3 separate regions of the Mus musculus genome follow, and regions 1 and 2 are each linked to region 3. Evidence: chromatin loops called from intact Hi-C (ENCODE). Cell type or tissue: heart. All regions are shown on one strand. Each heading gives the region's core, and the rest is flanking DNA. Links, peaks and the distances in the headings are about the cores only.

The links. Hi-C counts contacts between places; a loop is a spot of excess contacts. Peaks named below come from ENCODE experiments on the same cell type or tissue, not always from the same donor. Only the 100,000 strongest peaks of a DNase experiment are listed, where the experiment ranks them.
Region 1: it touches region 3 in a loop (2.0-fold over the local background); 3 of 42 quality-filtered maps call a loop at or near these places.
Region 2: a loop joins it to region 3, with 4 times the contacts of the local background. A loop is called at or near these places in 9 of 42 quality-filtered maps.

Annotation. Positions count from the first base shown.
Region 1 is chr12:118,196,681-118,207,207 of GRCm38, reverse strand. Dnah11 (dynein, axonemal, heavy chain 11) reads left to right here and starts at 8,165. Exons shown (of 82, transcript NM_010060.3): 1 at 8,165-8,669; 2 at 10,509-10,527. The coding sequence starts at 8,376. In heart, for the core only: no CTCF peak of the experiment used is centred there; a DNase peak (open chromatin) is centred at 8,247; H3K4me3 peaks cover 1,108 bases; H3K27me3 peaks cover 2,123 bases.
Region 2 is chr12:117,991,450-117,996,449 of GRCm38, reverse strand. Dnah11 (dynein, axonemal, heavy chain 11) reads left to right here. Exons shown (of 82, transcript NM_010060.3): 55 at 1,160-1,321. Among named protein-coding and RNA genes, the nearest start is that of Cdca7l, 150 kb to the right of the region's middle. In heart, for the core only: a CTCF peak has its summit at 2,807 (motif pointing left); a DNase peak (open chromatin) is centred at 2,789; H3K27me3 peaks cover 1,781 bases.
Region 3 is chr12:118,297,078-118,308,043 of GRCm38, reverse strand. It overlaps Sp4 (trans-acting transcription factor 4), which reads left to right and starts at 6,604. Exons shown (of 6, transcript NM_009239.4): 1 at 6,604-6,817; 2 at 7,236-7,345; 3 at 7,852-9,406. The coding sequence starts at 6,811. In heart, for the core only: CTCF peaks have their summits at 5,876 and 6,666; DNase peaks (open chromatin) are centred at 5,893, 6,713 and 7,853; H3K4me3 peaks cover 3,194 bases; H3K27ac peaks cover 3,162 bases.

The DNA of each region.
Region 1 (10,527 bases), core at 5,528-10,527, 100 kb after region 3:
ATCTTTCTATATGCTTAGTGTATCATCTTGCATGATTGAATGTGCCTCAGCATTCCATATTTGTATTCTTGTCAGAAGATTGGAAAAAGTGGAAAGGGGCGGGGGGCAAAGCTAAGGAGTCAGGCCCAAATGTTGTACATCTCAATGACTTCCACTTCCCATTAGTTCCAAGAGAAAATTGGAAATGAATTTTGCAATTTGGTACCATGCGTTCCATTAAAACATGGAGTGGGAATCAAGAAACAGAGAGTAGGACCACTGGGAGAGAGGGCAGATTACCTGTCAAAGAAAACAGCTAAGATAGTACACAGTATGCTCATTTCCTTCAAGAGACAAGGTCTGCAGATGAACTCATTCATCAGGGAGATCTTTGCAGGGGGAGCAGGTGGGAGCACTGAGAATTGGGGTCCAGCTGACAGTCATCTCGAATCTGCTCCAAACTGGTTGAATCAAGATGGCTGGATAAGAACAGTGTAAACCTGGCTGGAGGAATGATGGTCCTCACATATGCTGGACCTGAGGGATAAAGAGTCAAGGTGAAGCGCAGGGGTTTAAGTGAACCAGCAGGAAAGGACTTGAAAACACACAAAACATGGAAGCTGCATAGACTGACTCCTACTCTCATCCTCTGCCACCCCCAGCAGCAGTGAAATCTGAGAACGTTACCTCTGAGCTCAGGGAAGTTCTGCCATTAATTCACTCCATAAGTACCCTTTTAACTTCTTATTTGCCTTTAATCTCTCTCTGGCATATATGTACATATGTACCGTATCAATTTGCACTTGTTCCTACCTTGCTCAGGTAGGTTCTAGGATGGTTAGCTATGTTTTTCTATCCCTTCTACTCCCAGGCCTTCTACTGAGGGTATACTGTTCTCTATATACCTTCTATATATCTTCTACTAGACTGTTCACTCATGTCTCATATATTTCCATCTGTTGTTAAGTCTTTTTCATTCTCTCATTCTTCTCCCTTCTCCTTTTACTTCTTAATCACATCCATCTACAGCTTCAACTATTTTTAAAATTTGTGGATTGTACCTGCTTCCTGGCTTTCTCTTCCCAGCTAATTTTCTGTTTTGATTTTTTTCAGACTTGATCTGTGTCCCTCTCCGAACCCCCACCCAACATAATCTTAGTTACTAAAGTCCACTACACACCACGTTGTCCTTTATTGTTTATCTTTAGTGGTTATTGAAGTCAAAGGGGCCACCCATGTTCTTGGGTTAATAGAATTACTGTGCTTATTCTTGTAGTTAATATTTCAGTCAGAGAATAATATAGATTCCACAATAGGTGTTTTTGATCTTCTGAACTGGGGAGGTAAGAGAACCATACCTTCCTAGCTCTATAGCCTATGTAATCCAATCTGTGCATGTGGTTTCACTGTGGAGGAGGAAACTTAACATCGCTGAGAAAACAGGCACTTTCGTCCATCACTACTGCATACTCAAGATAATAGAACCCCAGAGCACTCAGGAATTCCTAGAAAAATTACCCATGTGTTACTTAGATGCAGCATTTTATGAATTATGCATCTAAATTCTATCATATCCAAGTCCAACTTGAGGATTGCAACTGTTTCAACTGAAAGGATAAAGCTGACTGCAGAAAAGACCAAGCAACAACAACAACAACAACACCCTAATGAAGAAACATGAAAAACCAAGTCAACATAACTGCTGCAGAACTTAACTGATCCTACAGCAATGGCACCCAGTTAGTGTGAGTTAGATGAAAACCCAGATGGAGAACTCAAAAGAAATCAAAGAAGAAAATAAGCTTCTGGTCAGGGACACACAGTGCTGAATGAAATGATTATGGTAATACAATCTATGAAAGGGAATTCAGCAGAGAGAAGGAAACACTGAAGAAAAACGAATTGAAATACTAGAAATGAAAAACACAGTAGGTCAAATAAAAAGCATCATGGAAGCTCTAAGCAACAGAATGATCAAGGAGAGGACAGAACACCTGAACTTGACAAGGTGGAGGAGCTGGAACGATCCAGCAAGGATAAGGATGAAATAATAAGAGGGTATAAGTAGAAATTCTAAGATACACATGACACTGAAAATACCAAGTACAGATAACAGGCATGCAGATAGAAGAGACTCTCACTCTACAGGCATAGAAATCATTTTCTAAAGAATCATAATAGTGTATTTCTTAAGAGTTCATAAAGATGCCAAACCAGATAGAGGAAGCTTTTAGAACACCAAACGGAAAAGACCAGAAAAGATCCTCCTTCATCCTATGAGAACCAAACCACTAAAACAAAAACCAAAAACAAACAAAAAACAGAACAAAAAAAGTATATTGAAAATGGTGGTGGAGAAAGTTTAAGTCTCATACAAAGACATGCACATTAGATTGACCATAGACTTGTCAACTGAAACTTAAAGCTCAGAAAGGCCTTTAGGAGAATGTGTTTCAAGTTCAGGAAGATAACAATGGTCAACCTACACTAGGACCCAGACTACTACCCAGCAAAGCTACCTGTAATACTTGAAGGAGAAACAAAATCTTTCTCTAGAAAAAAATAGGCTAAAGGAACTTATGGCCAGATCTATGGAAAAGTACTTGTGCGTGAAGGGATTATCTGTATTGATGAGAAAGGCAAGTCCATCCGTAAGGCCTGAGAAAAAGAATAGACCATGATAGAATGATTCTTAAACAAGAGAGGAAGAGGGAAGAACCAACTACAGACTCAACAAAATGGCAAGTATCAATTCATACCTTTCAGTAATTGCTCTGAATATCAAGGGTCGCAATTCCTCAAAGCAAAGCACACAGGTTGGATGTAGGTTGGATGAAACAGCAGGAGCCATTTATTTGTAGCCTCCAAGAAATGTACCTTACCACAAAAGACAGGTACTACCTCATGGGGAAAGGACAGAAAAAGAGTCATCTCAGCAAATGAATTCAGGAAACAAGGAGTTGTTGCTCTTTTAAGTTTTGACAAAACAGACTTCGAACATAGTAAGAAAAGATCCTCTTCACATTGACTATGGGAACTGCACCAAGAGGACATTACAATTCTAAGCATAAAGGCGTGATCACAGGTACACCCAATGTTAAAAAACAATACTACTAGATGTAATGTCATGTATTAAACCCAACAAAACAGTAGCACGTGAATTTAATACACCATTCACCAATTTACAGGACATCCCAACCAAATAAAACAACAACAAAATCATCAAAATCACAAAAGGGAGAAATACCTGCATTAAATGACATCAAGTACTTTGGTTGCAGGACATAAATCAATTAAGCTGTAATTGAGCCAAACAGTTCCTCTCTGGTTCTGGAAGGTGTTTATGAAGGCCACTGGGTGGTCTTACCTATCTATCTATGAACTCTGTGAACTCCATTACTAACCCGCCAACCTGGGTGTGCCCACTGGTACAACAGCAACTGTTATGAGGATAACACACTGCTTTCTGATTGGCTCCAAGGCCTGTTCCACCAGAGGGATTTCATGCCTAACACTGTAAGCAAGACATCTATGCCAACTCCCTGCCTCCAACCCCAGGCTCAGGAAACACTGTGAGATGAGGCTGAAAGAATGTTGAAAGAAATAGGAAGGGAAGCAATGCTATAAAACACTGTCTTCTGGACACCAAATGACTGTTTCTCCTACACATTCACAGCAATAGTGGTTACTGGGCAAGCCTAGGCTCACCAACAGCCATTATTGATAAGGAAAGGACTACAGAACTCCATCCCTCCCTGAGGACTGAACAGCAGCTAATAGTTGGTTGAGAGAACTGGGGGAGTCATGTTTTTTAGTGGACTAGCTCTGCTAAATTGTCCTTGCTGGATTAAATAGCCTTTCGCTCATGCCCAAGCAAACAACCCTAATTAAGGGCAGTAGTGTGTATATGTGTGTGTGTGTGTGTGTGTGTGTGTGTGTGTGTGTGTAGATATGAAAGTTGGAGGGAACTTATTGGGAAGACAAGAACTTTGATAGGAGTGGGGAAGGGAATAAGAGATTGGTTCCCTGTACAAGCAGGCTAGTTGAGAATTTTCTTCTCGTAACAGCATCAGAAGTGGAAGGGACAAGGTCTACCATACAAAGCTGTCTGCAGCCTGTGTTACATCTGCTCACATCCAGTTACTGAAGCAACTCCATGAATCTTAAAGTGAACCCTTCTCAAGGGAAGGTCAGTGAGGAAGTGTTTGCTGAAAAGTTGATGATTTCCTATTTCAGGTGAAGACTGAGGCACGCAGAGGGTAAATGGCTTGCTCGGATCACACATTAGCACCTTGTGGGTGACCTTCCGGGCTTTATGGGGTTTCCCAGGGAAGGCGGCAGTGGGGGTGTTGGAGGTTGTGGTGGCAGAAGTTGTGATTGCTAGGGCAAAGGTGGCTTGCTTTTGGTAATATTTAAAACTCTTTGCTCAGAAGTGCATGCTGACAGGAGCCTGATATAGCTGTCTCCTGAGAGGCTCTGCCAGTGCCTGACATATACAGAGGTGGATGCTTGCAGCCAACCATTGAACTGATCACAGGGTCCCCAATGGAGGAGTTAGAGAAAGGACTGAAGGAGCTAAAGGGGTTTGCAACCCCATAGGAAGAACAACATTATCAACCAAGAAGAGTTCCCAGGGTCTAAACCACCAACCAAGGAGGGACCCAAGGTTCCAGCTTGTGGGGCATCAATGGGAGAAGAGGCCCTTTGGTCCTGTGAAGACTTGATGCCCCAGTGTAGGGGAATTAGAGGGCAGGGAGGCAGGTGTGGGTAAGAGGGTGGGGTACACCCTCATAGAAGCAGGAGGAGGGGGAATGGAATAGGGGGATTCTGGGGGGGGAGCAGGAAAGGGGATAACACTTGAAATGTAAATAAATAAAATATCCAATAAAAAAAGAAAAAAGAAAAAATTCAGAATAAAATGTAAAGCAAACAAGCAAACAAACAAAACTCTTTGTTATCCGAAGGTTTCAGGTAATTGACTCCTGTTGTGTAGCAGCAGGGAATTAAGTAAAAGATTGTTAGAGTTCCTTTCTTGCCCAGGAGCCTCTTGCTGGCCAGGTGAGAGGCTTGGAACTTACTAATTTTTTTGTGAACCAGAGAGAAAAGGAAAGGAAAAAAGGGGAGAACTCAAGCACACACATAGACACTTGCACCTTCTACATATAGCAGAAATGGTTACACTTCCTTTCTTCGTGGCTAGCAGCAATTTTTATAGCTTTTCAGACAAAAAGTTCTCTATGTAAGAAAGAATTACCTCAGAGATAGAATGTTACACAAAAGGGGAGTTACAGAGAGGTATCCATAGCAAGTTCAAAGCAGTGTTTCATTCCATACGCTCATAAATTCAAAGCAACAGTTTTTTTTTTAATTAGGTATTTATTTCATTTACATTTCCAATGCTGTCCCAAAAGTCTCCCACCCACTCCCCCACCCACCCACTCCCACTTCTTGGCCTGGCGCTCCCCTGTACTGAAGCAGATAAAGTTTGCACGACCAATGGGCCTCTCTCTCCACTGATGGCCTACTAGGCCATCTTCTGATACATATGCAGCTAGAGACACGAGCTCTGGGGGGTACTGGGTAGTTCATATTGTTGTTCCACCTATAGGGTTGCAGATCCCTTTAGCTCCTTGGTTACTTTCTCTAGCTCCTCCATTGGGGGCCCTGTGATCCATCCAATAGCTGACTGTGAGCATCCACTTCTGTGTTTGCTAGGCCCCAGTATAGTCTCACAAGAGACAGCTATATCTGGGTCCTTTCAGCAAAATCTTGCTAGTGTATGCAATGGTGTCAGCGTTTGGAGGCTGATTATGGGATGGATCCCCGGATATGGCAGTCTCTAGATGGTCCATCCTTTCGTCTCAGTTCCAAACTGTGTCTCTGTAACTCCTTCCATGGGTGTTTTGTTCCCAATTCTAAGAAGGGGCAAAGTGTCCACACTTTGGTCTTCGTTCTTTTTGAGTTTCATGTGTTTAGCAAATTGTATTCCTCCATTGTTGGTGGGATTGCTCAAGATGCTGAACTCCAGAAATTCAAATAACCTCATTAAAAATGGGGTACAGAGCTAAACAAAGAATTCTCAACTGAGGAATACCGAAGGGCTGAGAAGCACTTGAAAAAAAATGTTCAACATCTTTAATCATCAGGGAAATGCAAATCAAAACAACCCTGAGATTCCACCTCACACCAGTCAGAATGGCTAGGATCAAAAATTCAGGTGACAGCAGATGCTGGCAAGGATGTGAAGAAAGAGGAACACTCCTCCATTGTTGGTGGGATTGCAAGCTGGTACAACCACTCTGGAAATCAGTCTGGCGGTTCCTCAGAAAATTGGACATAGTACTACCGGAGGATCCCGCAATGCCTCTCCTGGGCATATATCCAGAAGATGTTCCAACTGTTAAGAAGGACACATGCTCCACTATGTTCATAGCAGCCTTATTTATAATAGCCAGAAGCTGGAAAGAACCCAGATGCCCCTCAACAGAGGAATGGATATAGAAAATGTGGTACATCTACACAATGGAGTAGTACTCAGCTATTAAAAACAATGAATTTATGAAATTCCTAGGCAAATGGATGGACCTGGAGGGCATCATCCTGAGTGAGGTAACCCAATCACAAAAGAACTCACACAATATGTACTCACTGATAAGTGTATATTAGCCCAGAAACTTAGAATACCCAAGATATAAGATACAATTTGCTAAACAAAGCAACAGTTTTTAAATGGCCTTGTCTTATCATAGTGCACACCTGTGGCTTCATCCTTGGACCTGAGTGTTTTTCTTTGAACACAAATTTGTCCCAGGTCTATAATTCTTTTTAGTGTAATTATGAAAGCTCATTGTATTCTTTATTATGTAGCCTTTACTTTATGAGGAGGGGGTAAATTCTATTCCTGATTCTAATTTTATTACATCTTTTAGGCAAAACAACTAAAACCATGTAAAAAACTTTCTTCCTAAAATTATTTGAATCAAATCAGGAATTCTATGAAATCATTAACTCATCTAAGCAGCATTAATTCATGAAAGTTTATCTTTATGTCGATCTGCAGGAAATCTGCTCAATACAGTAGGCTAATGTCCAGAAGTTATTATACTATGTAATAGTGACTGGGAAAGGCATATCAGCTGCAAGAAGCAATCTTGAGAGGAAATTTCTGAAGGCCTTGCTATTCAGTTTACCCATCACCACCATGCAAAAATGGTGGGTCATCTCTAGAAAAGTCACCTGCATGCCTTTAGCCTATCCTAGATGGCTCTGACAGCATCTGATAGAAATAGAAGGCAAACCCAGGTGGAATAGCCTCAGTCCAGTCAGTGTGGAGCTAACTTAGACAAGTGATGTGAGGACAGAAGCTTAGTGTGCCTACAATACTGTGTGTTCAGCATCAGCAGTGATTGGCACTCAGTAGGTGTTTAATAAAGATTTTTTTTGTGTGTGTGAGAAGCCAAGTGAACTCATTATGGTACCTGCTTGGTGCTTTTAAATCATACTTGAAAAAATATTGAGAAAAAGCATGCCTTTCTTAAGTGATGGATTTATTACTCTGAGATACAAATTTTCTAGGGAAACGCACTTCTTAATATCTACTGCAATGAAAGACTGGGTTTATAGAGTAAATTATTTCTGAAAAAAGAAACTATTCTGCTGGAGAAAACCCAATGACAAGTTAAAATTGCACTGGCCTTGGTGAATGTGGCAGGCTCTGTCCAGTGCAACGTCACTGTTCTGATGGCAGCTAGGAAGCTACATTCTTTGCTACATATTCTTTTACTATTTTGTTACATTTAAGTCCTTGAAAAAATCTTACTTTAATATTAGTATTTTTGCTCAAAATGTTCCTTCCCCAAATTGAAAGTAGTTTATTGACTTACAATGTAACGTAACTTATTCTTTCTCTAAACTTATTGAATAAGCAATTCTCTGTGTACGATGTGTGTGGCAGCATTTCTTGCTACCTAACTACTTTGGACCATACTTCATCCACAGTTAAACATTGAGCATTTAGCCCCAGCTTTCTAGGGATTAGATAAATTTACCATGGCGGCAAATTTAGCAGGACTATCTGCTCAAGACAGTACTGCTGAATCCAGAGCCGCTAACTAGTCCTGGAACATTTCTGGGATCCCCAAGATGCCCAGGGGAGGAAAGCAGAGAAATCCAGTTGATTTCCCGGTCTCTGCCTGAGAGCTACCGGGCGACCCAAGACTCTCGCTCCTCCCTCACTCCCGGGACGGGGCGGGGCAGCCATCTCCCTGGCAACGGGACGCGCTGCAGTCCGAGCCACCTCGCTTCCAGTGCACCTAGCTCTGCAGGCAGAGCGGCTGGCGCTGGCTCGGTGATAGCCTCCTTGGCGCACGACTCCAAGAATCCTCTCTAGGTACGAGATGGCAGCACAGGAGGAAGGGACTGTGCTGAGGCTCAGCCCCTCAGAGCAGGAGGACGAGGAGGACGAGGAGGCGGCGGCTGCAAGGAGAGTGCAACGCTTTGCCCTAGACCCGCGGGTGCGCTTCCTGGGAGGCCGTCTGCGCCAGGCGTTGAGGTTCCCGGAGGAGACGTGGGGCCAGTATCTGGAGAGCGATGACCACCGGCAGGTCCTAGGAGACTTTTTGGAGAGCACTGGTCCTGCCAGCCTGGTGTTTAGTGTTGCGACCGCCGGGCGGCTCTCGGCTTCCCCCGAGGTAAGGCGCGACCCGAGAGGGATGCCCGCTGCCGGACTTAAACAGAACTTGAAGTCAGCCTCTTGGACTGATCCGGGTCCCCGTGTGCACCAGCTCTGCAGAAAACGCTGTACTTTAGTTTTCTACAAGGGATGCCTGCCAGAAGGGATGGTTGTCTAAAATGATGTTAGAAAACTAGCGCAGTCTGTGATGCCTGGGCTTATGGCGCCTGGGGAGCTTTTTGGGCCAAATAACTTATGTTTCAGTCCCCGGTGGAACTCTAGAGTCATATCCTTTTAAAAAACGATAGCAAAGTATTAGGCAAAACCCTTATAGCTTGAGTTGTTTCAGTATCTACCAACTACATTTTGTCCAGGAAAGAAATAATCGAGTTCTAACAAAAAGCGGGGCGGGGGACTGGCTGGATTATTGTGGCACTTACTATATTACCCCTGGCACTTGGGAGGCAGAGGAGGCAGGAGGATCTCTGTGAGTTCCTGGCCAGCCTGGTCTACACAGCAAGTTCCAGGACTACACCATGAGACCCTGTCAAAACCACAAACAAACAAAATATAAACAACAAAACCAACAATAACAACCATTAGACTGGCTGGTGTCATTTAAAACACAGAATAAACATATTTGTTGCATAGATTAGATAGTGATTTCAAGGAGCATTATCTTAGCAATTAAATTGTAAATTCTTTTTAGAACATATATTCATTTTTTATGTGTATGTATGTTTGCCCGCATGTATGTCTGTGCACCTTGTGGGTATCTGGTGCCCATGGAGGTCAGAAGAGATGTGTTGGGATTCCTTGGAACTGGGGTTACAAATTATTGTGAATTACCACCATGTGGGTGCTTGAAAAGGAAACGTCTGCCCCCACCCCCCACCCCCAACGTAAATTCCAAGTAAAGTAACCTGTCTACTTGTTTATAGCAGAGGTGTGCCCTGGAAAGTTACATATCAATAGCACTCTGAAAACTTATGTCCAATTGTCTTATTCTCTGATGTGTTTTTCTTTAAAACTGATGGTAGTTCCATGGTGTGTGTGTGTGTGTGTAGCTTGTAATTTGCACAGGCTTCAAGCTTAATAGGCATTGCCTTTTTTTGCTTTCTTTTCCTTCCTTCTTTTCTGATTTTGGAGCCCTTGCCCAGTAGGTTATCTGTTGGGCCTGGGGTTCATGTTGTAAATGACCAGATGTCGTCATTTAGGATAGGTGTGAGGCAAGCCCTCAGAATGGTTGCATTACAGCTGTGTGAGTTTTGAATATCTTTGTTTTGATATTCTCCTAATTATAACTTTAAAAAATAAGTTAGTATGTCAGACAAGTCAAGACACCTTAAACTCTCAGAGCATAGAAACTAAATAGTGTAGTATTTACCAAACCAAACAAAACCAAAAAACCCTTAACAGTTATAGGAATGTTAAATTATCTTGGCTAAACACTTCTTTGCCTTGACAGCAGGAATGCAAATTAACCCCTTTTTATCTCAGTTTGGCTTATTTTCAAACAAGAGAAAAATTAGCAAAAGGGGGGAAAAAACCTTACTAGGATTAAAATGTTCTTATGTTTGGTTTTGTATATGAGCTTCTTACGGTATATGCTGTTGAGGAGTAATGGACATGTCTTTGAGGGTGGTATTGTTTAAAAAAAAAAAAGGGAAAAAGAGAACCCTACCTTTTTCAGGACACAGAAGAGCAACAGAGCAACCTTGTTTGTAAACATGGGCAAGATGCCATGGTTTTACTTCTTCTGTTGGCAATCTGTCTGCAAGTGGGATACAGCAAACCCTGCTTGTTAACAAAGAGATTCTGTAGTGAACTCGAACTAATTATCTTGCTTTTGTTCCAGATTCCAAGAGATGTGAAAC
Region 2 (5,000 bases), core at 1-5,000, 310 kb after region 3:
GTGCATAATGAATCCTTGCAGTCTCCTGTGTCTTCATGCTTTCCCTGAGCTTACACTTCTAATGGTGGTCCTCTAAAGCTCAGGACCCTTGAATGGTCACACCTACTGTGCTGACAATGAAGAGTTCCTCCCATCCACTGTCTGTGACATGATATTGCAACCAACCTCAGGCTCTACCGATGAATCCCTGTGTCTAGAGAGAGTATACAAATACACGACTGGATCCTCTGACTGTCATGTCCCCATCCATGAATCCCACCAGCTGTGCAGTGAAAATATTTGAAGAGGAACACAACTGTACGGAGTGTGCATATAACCGTACCGAGTGTGTACATACTTCTTTTTATTGTCTTGATTCCCTAAATAGCACAGAATAACAACTCCCTACACTGTTTACCTTGTCTTAGGGGCAATAAGTAATCCTAACAGGAAGGACTAATAGGTGGTTGAAGGATAATAGGTTTGACCTGTGAAAGCAATATACTTTTCATATAAGTGTTTGGAAAACCTGTGGGTATGTTAGGGATCCTGGAACTGATCCCTGGCAGATCCCAAACACAGAACAATGGCTTATTCAGATATTAATTAACTTTTAAATCATTAGCTAGTAAGAAAAAAACTTTTCTTAGCAGAAACATGCTACCCAAGTTTTAAATTTTTCTCTGAAAAATCTCAGGTGAGAACTAAAGAAGATACTTTTTATTTTAAATGCAAACAGAAATTGATGTCATTTGTGATGATAAATCTGGCTTTATTTTATTGTTTTATACTTTGCGTTGAAAAGGTATTTCAGCTTTGTGAAACCTACTGAATCATGTAACAGAAGGAATTTGCAGGTAGAAATGTTGACGATCATGGTGACTTATTTTTATGTGGCTTGTGTTAGGGAACAAGTAAAATGTCCCACTCCCAAAGGGAATCATGAGCTATGCTTGAGAGAAGAGGGGCCACATTTTGAGGAAAGCACAACTGTACTTCTGCCTGCCCTGTGGCACCGCCACTCTGAAAGTCAATGCTACCTTGCACCTTGCTGCCTGGGCTGGGGTAGCTGATTAGTGTGTCTGGCCTTGCCCCCTTCCTCATTGTCTGAGACTTCAGTGTACTGCTTGGCACACTCATCCCTCTGTTGTTTCTGACCTGTCCCCCCTCACCCCTACAGATGGTTTTTTGTTTCTCACCGGTTGGCCACACACTGCGAGTTAGAGCCCGGAAGTTCCCAGCCATAGTTAACTGCACAGCTATTGACTGGTTTCATGAATGGCCACAGGAGGCTCTGGTCTCAGTCAGCAGGAGGTTCATCGAAGAAATTGAGGGGATTGAGGTACGTTGCGTCAGCCTGAGGTAGGTACCCAGCGTGCACAAGTCTCAGTACACTATTGGCAGGAAGCTCGGTCAGCCACTTTCAGTTTCGCAATCTCTGTATCAAATATGTATCTCTTCTTTTATGTTGCTTTTCATTGTATCTGGGTTTTGTGCATTGTTGGGGGTGGGATTCTGGCCTTATGGGGTTATAAGTTATCTTTGTCACTTCTTGATGAGTTTGGTATCTCCAAATACGTTTTTAAATGTCTGTGTGAAAAAAGTAGGTTTGAAGAATAAAGAAAGCAACTGAATCAAGCCTTCCGATTTCCCAGTGGAGTTGAGGCCAGGATCCTTTCTGATTAGAGAGATTGTGTTAGAATGTGACTCCCAGAGAGCTTTGCCCTCACCTCCCATTGAGCAATAAGGTGGGAGTGCCTAGAATAGACCCAGAATTAGTGGAAGTGGCTCTCTCTAAGCCAAAATTGATTGGGGACACTTAAGTAATGTCGTAAGTTCTCACCCTCTCCCTTACTCCAGGAGCCATGATCACCCACATCCAAAGAAACATTATGGCACTTTGTTAAATAGCGTGTCCTCGGGTGGCCAGATGGTTAGAGTCTGGGTATGTTTATGAGATTGACGGTTACTATGCCGCTGTCTTTATTGCGTGGCATGTTATTTTTCCTTTGCGTCTCCTTAAAAAGGGCGTAACCCTATGGGTGTGTGTAGCTTGGGAGTGGTGAAAAGCATTCACTGCTGCATACAGGTTTTCTTTCTCCCCTAAACATGTCTATGAATCTGTTGATCACTGGACTGCAGGGGGAAGCAACATTTAACATGGCAAACACATCTGGGGTGGGAGCACATGCCTGCCTCCTCTCTCCTTCTCTCTTCCACAATCATGTGACAAGTACACGCACAAGGAAACAAGAAAAAAGAAAAGAAAAGAAACGAAAAGAAAAGAAAAGAAAAGAGAAAAGAGAAAAGAGAAAAGAGAAAAGAAAAGAAAAGAAAAGAAAAGAAAAGTCAAGTCTTCTGAAGTTGGGGGGGGGGTAGGAATTAGATCTGCACATCTAGAGAGCCATTAGTTATGATAAAAGTAGTGTTAAGTGTTACTCCCAGCCCCTAGGACAATCTTCAGGTTCTTTAATGTTGTTGAAATACTGGGGCATCATCTTATCTTCCAACAGCTGAGAAGAGAGGTTGGAAGTTCTGATTCTACAGGAATCAATGCCACATACTACTAGCAGATTTCTAGTTTCCTTGGTTCATTTTTATCAAACTTGGAACAAAAGAAGTGGGCTGGTTTCTGAATGGAGTTTTGATTCTCCTCGGTTGGTAGGAGATCCAAGCTAGCAGCTCCAGAGAAGCACACGCACAGCCTCACAGCCTGCCAGTCTTTGCTGTCCTGTGTCTGTGTCTGCTTTCTCCAGCGGAGCAGCATCTCAGCCTGGCCAGGACTATTGACACCTGCTGGATGAGGCGGGCTTTGCAGTCCCGAGGGCTGCACAAGGTGCTGTGGTCTATCTGACGGTGTCATGCCGCCTCCTATAGGATCCTGGGTGTCAAATAGGAATACTTTTCTTAGCACTTCAGCCTTCCCATCAAGCTGAATTCTGCCTGCTAACAATCAGCCAGATGATTTCCTTTCATTATAAGGTGCTGATTTAACCCTCCCACCTTCCTGATTTGTCACACGGGAAGCACTAATTATAATTCAGAGTACTGTGGGACCACATTCCCCTAAAACCATGTGGTATCTTTTCTGTAGAGGTCAGAAACAGCTTTTACATTTTTGAATGAGTGCTAATTTGATTGCTTTTTTAGTCTTAATTTCCATCAGCAAGACTGAAAGTTATCGGCATAATTTTGTCACTTCTTAATTATTGACCTCATTGGATGAGTGGAAGGTACTTATACAAACAAGGTGACCCCTTTTGGCCATAGACAAGCCATGTTATATATGTTGACATCAGTACATACTCAGGGCTGAGGCAGCCCACAGCCCTGACTGCATCTAACTGAATGGGTATGCTATTTTTTTTCCTGTTACCTGATACGGAACTAAATGACAGCTGACAAATAAAGGACATAAAAGCAGTCTGACACCTAAGTGTCAGTCACTGTGTTGCTCATCAGACACTCCTGTCAATATGCGCTGCCTCTTGCAGTGAGGTAGGAAGAGGCAATATAAGGCAGGAGGGAGGGAAAGTCTTGCATACCACTAGGAGTAGGGTTGAAGGTGCAGATGGAAGCAAGTTGGGGATGTGATGGTTAGTGCACAGGCTCCAGTTAGGAATGCATGGAGCAAAAAAGTAGATGGTATTGGGAACGTAAGAGAAAAACATTGGTTTTGGTTTCTTTAAGGCAAAGTGAGCCTTAGGCATTCTCGAAATCAGGGTCATATGAAAGGACATGTTTTAATGTAAATTTAAAATATGAGCTGACAGGGGAGGGGGAATTCTGTTGCAGGATTTGAGGACAGAAGCAGCCCATGTCACTTGGGCATGATATCTGACTGACAGAGGAAGGAAGGTCTGCCCTCCTGAAGTAATGACACTGCAGTGAGGGCTCAATGCCACGCCACTATTACAGTTAAATGTGGTGCTGCTGCCATGTCTGCATCCCCTACCTTAGAAGGTGTAGCACAGAATGGCAGGGGTGATCCACTCAAATAGAAGTTACCTTTCTGTCAGATTTAGACTTGATGCTTCTCCAGTGCCTACACATGTGTGTGACTACATGTATACACACACACACACACACACACACACACACACTCCTTGTGCCAAACAGGAGGGGCATTACATTTATTGCGTCAGTGATAACTATGCTATATTGATGATTTGGGCCACAATTCTTTCATTGAAATGTCAATTACAAGTGTTAACTTATAAAGTCCGAAGTTGACCATGCGGACAATACGATAACTTTTCAAGTAGAATCTTGGATCCTGTTGGTAGCCCTAATGATCTAGGTTTAGCTGTGCATACTCAACACAAAGAATAAAGACACACGGAATGTGGAAACAGAAAAGAGACTTTGTTTACATTGGTGAGAACATTAAAGAGAGAAATCCTGAGTCCAGCTTAAAGCTACTAGCATAAGGTTAGGTTTAAATAGACTGCATGTGCTTTACCTGATTAGAAAGTCCTGGTCCAAGTGTGGCCCTGCCCACCATGGCCCCTTCAGTGTCTCACTTGCCATGTGTCTTATAAGTTGTAGGAATACTCTCTTTCTGGTGGCTGTCACAGTATCTTCAGCCTTTCCCTACAGTATGATTCCAGGGCCAATTCTAATTCTTTGGGATCTGTTGTTTCATTAGTCTGATAGCTGAGGAGAGGTGTGTGCACGTCCTTTTAGAATATCTAGCTTCCTACACAGTAGTTACACTAAAGCCATTTTGAAGTACCAAGACAAAACCAAAGGAAGATCTTAGGGATCTGCCTAAACTTCATCCTAGCCTCAGCTTCTATCTTCAAATTGGTGGGAAAGCCCCATCACGGTTCACACCCTTCTCCATCATCATCTTTAGCTCTGTGTGTACGTCATTATATATGTAGTGCTCTGTGCCTATTAGGCAAATATAGAATACAGTTTTTTAAAGAATACTGTTTTCCCAACAGGGTTTTTTGTTTTTGTTTTTGTTTTTTCAGCTTTCTAAAGATTAGGAATCCTATCACCCATGAAAGCAGGGT
Region 3 (10,966 bases), core at 2,968-7,967:
TACAATGGGGAACTACATTAAGATTACAAATGATATGAAAGGCATTATGCTATACATATACATTCAGCTTCTAGGGAGAGAGAGAGACAGAGAGAGAAAGAGGGAGGGGGAGGGAGAGGGAGAGGGAGAGGGAGAGGGAGAGGGAGAGGGAGAGGGAGAGGGAGAGGGAGAGGGAGAGGGAGAGGGAGAGGGAGAGAGAGGGAGAGAAAGAAGGAGGTGGACAAGTAGCTTGTGTTGGGAAAAGCACATGGCCACAAAGCAAAGGTGCCTGGGTCTTCACAGGCAGCCAGCAGATGTACTCTACCTGTGCCAGCTCCAATACCTGGGCAGGCTGGAAATAATCAATGTTGGTGAAACTGTAGAGACACGAGTACTGTCATATGTAACTATGGAATAAAATAGGCCCTTTTTGGTAATCTTATTATAGCTATTAAAAGTATAAATATCCAGTCTTAGTGAAAGCAATCCACTGTTGAAATCATCCCACTAAAACAGAAGTGTTAGTATAAAATCATCTTTGCTGGTACTGGAACAAGTATGTTTATTATGAATTATTTATAGTCAGGAACAGTAGTCCTAATGATAACAGTACTTGTGTTGAATAAAAATATATTCTAGTATCAAGAAATGTATTGCATTAAAATGATAATTTCAATTCATAATTTTTCTGTTAGATAAATATAATGTACTAAGGCATTAAAAAGGCCAGTTTGTACATATACGACTGGATGTGTACTTGTATATATAATTGTATATTAAAATCCCATACTCAAGAACAAACAGAAGTCAAAATGACAAAGAATACATCAACAGTTAACACTAAGGAGAAACTGGATGGAATGGAGAGGCTTCTGTTGTACAAATTTCTGTGTTTGATTTGTTAAAACTACTTGCTTTAATAACAGTAATAACAAGTGAGTTTGATATGATAATGCCATGACAATGGGGTTATTAGCATGCTGGTGTGCTTGCCTTGAATGAATACATTTCAAGTCTGATCTTCAGCACTACAAAACACAATAAAAAATAAAAATGATAACTAGCTAACTTCTTCCTTTGTCATCCCTCCCCTAACCTTTTCTTCCTGGTTGCGAGGACAGGATCTAGGCCTCATACACACTAAGGTTTGAGCTACACTTCCCGCCAAATAGTTAACAAGGAGAGTTTACCAAACACTATTCTAGGAGAGTTTAAGCTTACCTAATTCCTAAAATAACTATACAATGCTAATGTTCATATTTTTGTCTTTACTGTTCAACATGAAGAATGGAGGCTCAGAGAGGTCAATATCACCTGCCCAAGACTGTACATTTACTGGTAACAGACTAGAAAGTAAATTCAAATAGTTTGCTTCCAGTGACATATTCTTCTAGTAAAAATCCAATTTAAAAAAAATCCCATTTCCAGTCAAAAATATACCAAGCATAAGCAGTTGGTGTTTTAGAGAGTTACTATTTTAAACGCAGATTTGTTATTGTTTTGAGCCCATCCAGGTCTCTCTTTGTTGCACAGACAAGAGATTACCATGCACACTGCAAAGCCAGGTTTATGATGAATTTTTTGATTATCAACCTTATATAGTCTTAAGAAAATGATTTTGTTTATATTTCAACTTTTACAATGACTAAACATCTTTTATTTGCTGGCTACATTATAGTCCTCTGAATGCATAAACCAATATTATGCCCCAGTACTTTCCAAGAACTATTCATTTTATCCTAATTTGAATTAACAACAAATAAACTGGCTGACATAAAAAACTTGATGTGCTAAAAAGCGTGAAATGTAATGGGTTTTGTTTGCTTTTTCTTTTCTTTTTTTTTTTTCCAAGTTTTTTGTTTGTTTGTTTGTTTTTGAGGCATGTTACTGCTATATATAGTCTAGAACGTATGTCCTGGAACTCATTGGTGAACCTCATGCCTCTGCCTAAAAATCATGAATTATAGTTGTACATTAGTTTTCCGTGAAGGAACTGAGCATACGGGATGAAAGACCAAGCTATTAATTCTAGCTGTTCATACACAGGCTGTCTGGGTCCTTATCTGTATTTGTTACTTGGTCATTTACATTCGATAATGCCACTTACAAACACTATTTATAAATTTTAAAAGGCCCACACATTCAGTCAACTTTTATCCATTTTCTTGCAAATGCTCTATATTCAAGTCAATTACTTTGAACTCTTTCTTGCCGCAGACCCTCTGGGTCCCTTGTCTGAGTGGAACGGGTCTCTGGGTGCAGATGGGCAAGGAGTTGGCGAGTGACAGACAGACCAACACGCGAGATTGTGTAGAATCTGAATGTAATTTGTCAAATTGAGCATCAAACTTTTTATACAGAATAGGAAAGTTAGATGACACATCGGCAAGGTACAAATGAGGTTATTGGATGCTTAATGACTCTTACACAAAACAGAGGAATGTAAACACAAAGACTGGCAGGAACTGGGCAATAAAACAACTGAGACAAAGTCAGCCCTATCTAAGGTCAGCTATAGTCTTAGAAGCCAGGTGTGAGGTCTTTACATTCCTAGGTCAAGAGCTTTCACACCCAAGTCATGGTTCTAATTAGGGAGTTCCGTTCTAGCTAACCATCTCATGAATGCAAAACTCTAAAATCACAGCCCGATCTACTTCCTAAACCATTGTAAATTCCTGTATATGGGAGCAACTTGGCTTTTATTCTAAGTGATAGAGTAATACCAGAGGCAATTCTGAATGTCACTGAATAGGCAACATTGTTACTGAATTCCAAGCCCATGGTCAGTTCAAGGACTTTCAAGGATGTTGGAACACTGGCGAAGGCTTAGCTATGTCAGAATTCAATCTTAAAAGGCACTTATAATAAAATAATACTAAAAGAGAGCACGTGGATCCATGCACCAGACTAACGCAGGAATAGGGTATGAGTATACGGGTTAATGAGAACACCAAAGCTCCAGGAGGTGAGTTTCCGTGAACCTCTTTGCCTCGTGAGTGCTTCCAGGCCTCTCGGCCTGCCAAGAAGACTTCACTGGGGTGTGCGTGGCACTTTCTGCTTTCTAAAAATGGCTATTACTGGGTAAGAAATTTACATTTTAAATACAGTTTTGAACACTTTCCAGGCCTTTATTATGGTACCATGCATTGTCTCTTATGGACTAATGAGGCCACTTGTAAATACATCATTCGAGGTGGTGTCTGATTCCTGATCAACTACTCTCATTCAGTGTACTTTGTGGAAAGGTGGATCGTAAACATGGAACTGTTTTAGGCTGGATGATTCTCGAAGCCTTTTAGGTTAGAGAGAAACTGAAGGTGACTCAGAAAAGAAACCTTTCTCATTCATGTCATATCTGGGCCCAAGTTCCTCCTCCTAAGCTATTTAATCAAGCCACCTGTAGAGCTGCTTCAATCTCCTTGCCTGACTATTCTCAACACTATGCAGATTCAAAGTCCTGCCTGGCCTTTGGCCTCCACTCCAGGAGGCTGATATTTCAGGAGTTAAACATAGTATTCAAGCTGGGGAGGTCACTCAGTGACAGACTGCTTGCCTAGCATTCATGAAGCCCTGGGTTTGATTAGCAGCACCACATAACCCAGGTGTGGTGCTGCATGAATGCAATCCCAGCTCAACTGTGCCTAGAAGAAGAGCAAGTAGAGATATGCAGTCAAGAACAGGTAGGTCAGTGGATAGAAAATTACTGACAAAACTACCACTGTGGGTGATATCAAGAACAGGTGATAAGGAATTTGGTTAGATTCCAAGGGTGGGAGGCTGTCACTAAACTGACCCATCAGGTTTACTTGCTAAAACTGGACTAAGCAAGCAGAGCTAAAAGGCTAAGTTAGAAATAAGATTTAGAGGATGGCTCAAGTTTGGTCAAAGGAGAGTCTTTGTTAGGGATTGTCATTTCTATAGCAGAACTGGTTTTCATCAGATTTTAAGGAAAGTGCCCTACTATATTGGTTGGCTGGCCCGGCCTGGAACTCATTATATAGACGAGGCTATCCTCAAACTCACAAGATCCACTTGCTTCTGCCTCCCAAGTGCTGGAATTGAAGGAATGAGCCACCATGCTCAGCTAATATAAAATTCTTAAAATAACTGCTATAAAATCAAGCAAAACGATTTAAAGAAATATTAAGCCAACCACAGTACAACAGTACATAGGTTAAATTAGGATGGTACTACGGGAGTGGCTGTCCTCTTGGCAATATCTCATCTAGCTAAGCCTTCTGTTACATGGATAATAATATGATAAGAGTTCCTAAGAAGCAGTTTATTTGTCACCAGGTCTCAAGACTCAGCCAGTGTTTTAATCAGCTCTGGCTGCTATAACACAACCCAGAGCTTATCAACAACAGTTTATTTTAACCGTTTTAGAAGGAGCCTGATATAAAGACATGGACTGTCAGGTTCTGGAGAGGGTCTTGTGGTCATTGTACTTCACATGGGGGGGCAGCAAAATAAAGGATAGAAGTTCTAAGATTGCTAAGTTTTATTCATGAGTGACCTCATCTAACCACAATGCACCAAAGACTCTTGACTCCAAAAATCAAGGGACAGAGTCCCAGTATCAGAGTTTAGGTCTTGGGGATGCAAACATTCAGCTAGAAACTTGCAGCTCTTGGTCCTCAGAAAAGTTAGGGTTGTCCCTGTTTCCTGGATACCAGTACTTACCAACAGGGAGCAGAACCTTTAGGACATTTTGTAAATCTAAATACGCTGCGATTACTTCTCTAAGGCAAGTTGTCTAAAGAGAACCACAAGGAACTCTCCAATTCATGCCTGGTCTTCAGTCACTATGGCGAACTGGATCGGGGCGGTGCTTGAGGTGAGACTGTGTATCTATAATATAGCAAGCACTTCTGAGCTTTCTAAGATCTAGTGAATTGGGATGTGTATGGGAGGAGATTACTATAGTATCTTCAGCTCATAAAATGGAGTAGGCAACATTGTAATTTACTCCAGCTTCTTTACTTTACTGCTACAGCTTTGTCATCACCCTAAATACTTGAGCAAGGAAACACTAGTAAAGTACAGAACCAGACTCCTCACTCACTCTTACAATATGTCAGACCTCAGGCACCAGACAAAAACACCCAAAGCTGAATGTGGGGTCCACGTCAATAAATGTGGAACGCTTTAAGCCTAGTGTGTAATGGTGTCCTGTCCCAAGGTTCTTTTTAGGGACTTATTTCCAGCTTTGGTACACTTCATCAGTCGCTCATATGGTCGGTCCCTGGTATCTTGATTTCATGTCTTTGGAGAGAAGCTAGGGGCCGGTTCAGGAGCATTTGACAAAGTGCTTTGCGCAGCTAGCTGTGAATTCCACTTGCCTAGAAGCTTACGCTAAAACCATGACCAGAGCTGACCCACATGCAGCCAGGCTTTCCTTTGCCCGGACAACCTTGTGAGACCTCTAGGAGCGAGAAGCGCGCCAAGAACGCAGACTCTAAGGCGCACTCGTGGCCACCCTAGAAGACAAGTCACTAATCTGCACCAGCAGCCAGCCAGAGATACGACAAATAAAATGGAAGCTCCTGCTCGGTGGGAACACAGGCCTCGCGCTGAGACCGGAGGCCCCGGCAAGCTAGGTGAGCAAAGAAAGCAGGGCGAAGGGGATGTACCCCAAGTCAGCTTCATTCAAACCCCGAGGACACCAGACCCCGCCTCCCAACACCTCGGTCCGCTCAATCGCCGCGCGCTCCGGGTGTGAGCTCGCCCCGCGGGGAGCGGCTTTCAGCTGAGGGGGCGGTGGCAGAGGCGGTTCGGGCAGCCCCACTCGGCCGATAGGCCCAGGCAAACAACACCCATTTCTCCCTCCCCCCCGCGCGGGGTTCAACTCCCACTCGGCCCCGGCCACGCCCTGCTGCCACCGCCCCCTCGGGCAGCTCTAGGCTCCGCAGCCAGGCCGCGTTCGGGGGCGGGAGGAAGGCGGTGCCTCAATCGGAATAGCCGTCAAAAACTACGAGGCCCGAAAGCCTTTGCGGGAGAGGCCCGCCCGCCTCCTCCCACGACTCACTGTGCGTCAGCGGCCTCATCCAATGAGAGCCGAGCCAGGGAAAAAGGGCGCCCGGGTCCGGATGCGCCTTAGGAAAAGCCATGCTCACGCCGAGGGGGCAGCTGGCAGTCCACTCAGACCACGGGATCGCAGGGAGCTCACGCTTCCCCGCGCTCGCCCCGCTCCTCTCCCTTAAGCCTAGCTCCATGTCTTCCTTCCGCGGCCCCTCGCAGGATGCTGCGGCGCGCTTTTGAGTGGAGGGCGCCGGGAACTGAGTAGGGGGCGGGATATCCTGAGACAACAAGTTTGGCTGTATGGAGGGCCTGCCGGCAGCAAACCGCAGCTAGCTCACCGAGAGGGCACGCTCCGCGGGCCGGGAAGGCAGAAGCCGAACAGCAGCGAGCACCAGCCGGGCAAAGGGGAGGAGAAAGGGCGGCCCCAGCGCCCCGGCCCCGGCAGGTCGGCGGCCAATCCGCTGGGGGAAGGGGTGGAGAGTCGGCGGCGCCGGCGGAGGCAGGCCGAGGGGGGTGGGGAGTCGCCGCGCTCGCGCCGCCCTGGCTCCGCCCCCCGGCCCGCGCCGCCGCCCTCGCCGCGCGCCGCCGCTGTCAATCAAGGGCGAGTCAGCCGGGCTCGGGCGGAGAGAGGAGCTGCTACGCCACAGCCCAGCGGCGGCCATTCGCGGAAAAAGAGGCAGAGCCTGTGCCAGCTACAGCCTCCTCCGAGCCACCGCGGGCGGGCGGGACCGGCCTCTCCTCCCGCCTCGCCCCCACCCCCACCCACCTCTATCCCAGTGTCTCTGAGAGGGTTTGTCCTGTTAATGCGGGATGAGCGGTACGTATTCTCCACCCCCCTCGGTCTCCTTCACCGCCTCCCTTCGTCCCTCCCTCCCCAGACCCTGCTCGCTTCCCCCTCCCCCGGGGCCGCCGAGATGCTGGAAGGGGAGGAGGAGAGGGCGGGAGGGAACCAGGGGGAGGGAAGGAGGGCTGTGTTTTGTCTTAATGTCTGAGCTAGAACAACCTCCTTCTGGGTGTTGCTCTGGAGCCTATGGGTCGGGTTTCAAACCACGTTTCGTGAGAGCCCCCTCCTCCCTACCCTCCTTCTCCCCCACCCCCTGCCGGTGTGCACGGATCGCGGGTTTACGGAGATTAATGTTCAAGAGGAGGGAGGGGGAAGAAGGGAGGAGAACGAATAATAATAATCCTAATAACCTGTTGTCGTGTGTGTTGGTGGTGGTGGGGGGTTGTTGCAGATCAGAAGAAGGAGGAGGAGGAGGAGGCGGCAGCGGCGATGGCTACAGAAGGAGGGAAAACCTCTGAGCCAGAGAATAACAATAAAAAACCCAAAACCTCAGGCTCCCAGGTAAAAGCAAACGTTAAAAGAAAATTCAACACAAAGCTTTAGGGAAGAGAGGGAGTTATGCTCTTTAAGTACCCAGAAGTAAAGAACAGAATAAAAATGTTTATCCATTCAAAGCATCTTTCTGAGTGAGGAACTTAAATCGTAAATTCTTGAAGATTTCCCATCGTTGAGGCTATAACGATGTTTATATTACACCAGGAATTCAGACTGTTAGAAGAAGGTGTCTATTTTCCCAAGGGCATTTTGAGTTTAGAAGAATAACACTTTAAGAAAGTTTACCAGAAAATTCCTTTTTATTTAAACTTTATGTAATAGGACTTGCCTTTTTATTCATATAGCTTCTATCACCTGCTTTTGTTCATATTTCCTTTTTAATTCTGCTGCCTATTGAGTGTGTTCTGATACTTAGAGCTCTCAAAATAAATAACCCCCTCCCGACTGCTGTCTTCCACTAAATCCGCCCACTTTTTTCCCCTCCCTCTCCTTTCCCCTCCCATTTTGGGTAGGACTCTCAGCCCTCTCCTCTGGCTTTACTGGCAGCTACTTGCAGCAAAATAGGGACTCCTGGTGAAAATCAAGCAACTGGACAACAGCAGATTATTATAGATCCAAGCCAAGGATTGGTGCAACTTCAGAATCAGCCACAGCAGCTAGAACTGGTGACGACGCAGCTTGCTGGAAACGCTTGGCAACTTGTTGCCTCCACTCCTCCTGCTTCAAAAGAAAATAACGTTTCTCAGCCAGCTTCTAGTTCATCTAGTTCTTCCAGCAGTAATAACGGGAGTTCCTCTCCTACAAAAACTAAATCAGGTAATCCTTCCACCCCTAATCAATTTCAAGTCATACAAGTACAAAACCCAAGCGGTAGTGTACAGTACCAAGTGATCCCCCAACTTCAGACGGTGGAAGGCCAGCAAATTCAAATCAACCCAACTAGTAGTTCATCTCTACAGGATTTGCAGGGTCAAATTCAGCTCATTTCTGCAGGTAATAATCAAGCTATCCTCACGGCTGCTAACAGGACAGCTTCTGGGAATATCCTTGCTCAAAACCTGGCAAATCAGACAGTTCCAGTACAAATTAGACCTGGCGTTTCAATACCATTGCAATTGCAGACCCTTCCTGGTACTCAGGCTCAAGTTGTAACAACCCTACCAATTAACATTGGAGGAGTGACTTTAGCTTTGCCAGTAATAAATAACGTGACTGCTGGAGGAGGGACTGGACAAGTCGGCCAGCCTACTACTACTACTGACAGTGGGACTTCCAATGGGAATCAGTTAGTTTCTACGCCCACCACCAGCACTGCTCCCGCCAGTACTATGCCTGAATCGCCCTCCTCCTCTACTACCTGCACAACCACCGCATCAACAACTCTGACGAGCAGTGACACATTAGTGAGCTCAGCAGATACAGGCCAGTATGCAAGCACATCAGCCAGTAGTTCTGAACGCACCATTGAAGAACCACAGACACCTGCTGCTACTGAGTCTGAAGCCCAGAGCTCCAGCCAGCTTCAGTCCAACGGAATTCAGAATGCACAAGACCAGTCAAATTCCCTTCAACAAGTACAGATTGTAGGCCAGCCTATCCTGCAGCAAATCCAGATCCAGCAGCCTCAGCAGCAGATTATTCAAGCTATCCCACCACAGTCATTTCAGCTCCAGTCAGGGCAGACAATTCAGACCATCCAGCAGCAGCCTTTGCAGAATGTTCAACTTCAAGCAGTAAACCCGACTCAGGTACTTATCAGGGCTCCAACTTTAACACCTTCAGGGCAAATCAGCTGGCAAACTGTCCAGGTCCAGAATATTCAAAGTCTTTCAAATTTGCAAGTTCAGAATGCTGGGTTATCCCAGCAGTTAACCATCACCCCAGTGTCTTCAAGTGGTGGCACAACTCTTGCTCAGATTGCTCCTGTGGCTGTTGCTGGTGCCCCAATAACTTTGAATACTGCCCAGCTTGCATCAGTGCCTAACCTTCAGACAGTGAGCGTTGCCAACCTGGGTGCTGCGGGTGTTCAAGTTCAGGGAGTTCCAGTAACAATCACTAGTGTTGCAGGTAAGCTACATCTTTTTAACCCATTATTAGGAGGGATTAGTAACAGAGTTATTGCTCAGGGCTATCTTTTAGGTTTGATACACCTCTGATGTATATATACTGGAAAGGGATTAAAAAACTGGACTATTATACCAGCAACTAGATGTAGTTATCATTGTGACCTCTTTATTTCTGTAGCTTTTAAGACTCAGTTTTGTGTGTTGAGCTGGGTAAATAATTAAATTATTTCATAAAGCATCATTTTCCGATTAGAACCATAATTATAGAGATCGTATTTGAGTACACTTGAACCGTTTGGGAAAATGAGCTCATCATCTCTTCTGATAGAAAATTGATTTACCTTGCATTGGTATATGGTTGTGAGTTTGTAGTATGTTAATTCTCCATAATAAGGCTTTTTAATTGGGCCTTCTTACATTTTTGCGTTTTGTCTTTAAGGTATTTTTGCTTTAATGTACAGTAGTTTTGAACCAAATACTGTTGTAGTTAAGATAGAAATTTAACTTGCAAATTGTTTCATTAAGTTTTTATGCCTGTATTTTTGCTACAGTCAGGATTGTGACTTTAATGGTCTTTGGTATATAAAATTTAAGGAAAAGTCTTTTTGTCCTTCCATTATCTGAACGTGTCTAGTGTTAAGTTGGTGAAAAGCAATTAAAAATGTAGGTAGTAAAATGTCATTAACTTGAACTAATTGTGGCCATGTTGTTTTAAACCAGCTATAAAAGCAGTTGCTATTTCTTATCAATATAATTAGATAACTTCTAAAGTACTTAAAAAACCTAGTTCAATTAAGTAGTATAATCTTTTTGGGGAGTGGTTTCATTTTACCAATATTTAGACTTCATTGATTCTGACTTAGTGAAAACTGGATAAGATTTTAGTACCTTTGATCTTTTCACTTTTTATTAACTAAAATTTTCTACTTTGGTAATTTGAGTATGCTTGTCCTTTTTGAATGACCTATCTTGAAATAAGATGCAGAAAAATTAAGATAAGGTTCTTCACAGTTAATAATTCAAGCCGATTCGTGCTTGTAAAATTACATTATCTAAAGATAGCCTGTCCATTCAGGAGAACCACCCAATAGAACGTTGTGTGATGTTTGATCAAGATGTGGCATCTCTGTCCTATCTGGTATTATCCACTAGTTATGGAGTGATTAAGCATATAAGGCATGGTGAAAATGGCCTGAGGAATTGAATTTTGAGTTTTATTTAAGCAGTTACATTTAGCTAGTGGCTCTTACGTTGACAGTGTATATCACCAGTATACTGGGTGTGATTCTTCCCCTAATACTTTTAGAACCCAAGTGTGTAAGTGATGGTTCTGTTTCCAGTCTTTACACTGCTCATACTAAACATTAATGCTAACTAGAAATTTCAGAGCAGTGTCTGGTTTTGGTGGTTTGAGTAATACTTTGCATTGTCAAAGTAGAAATTATTTACATTTCATCTTGCCTGCTAAACATTACTGAATTGTGGCTCATAGCATTGAGTAATTTGTAATCTAGGTTAGAAATGGTCAGTTCTTCTGCTCTCTAATTAATATTTTGCAGTC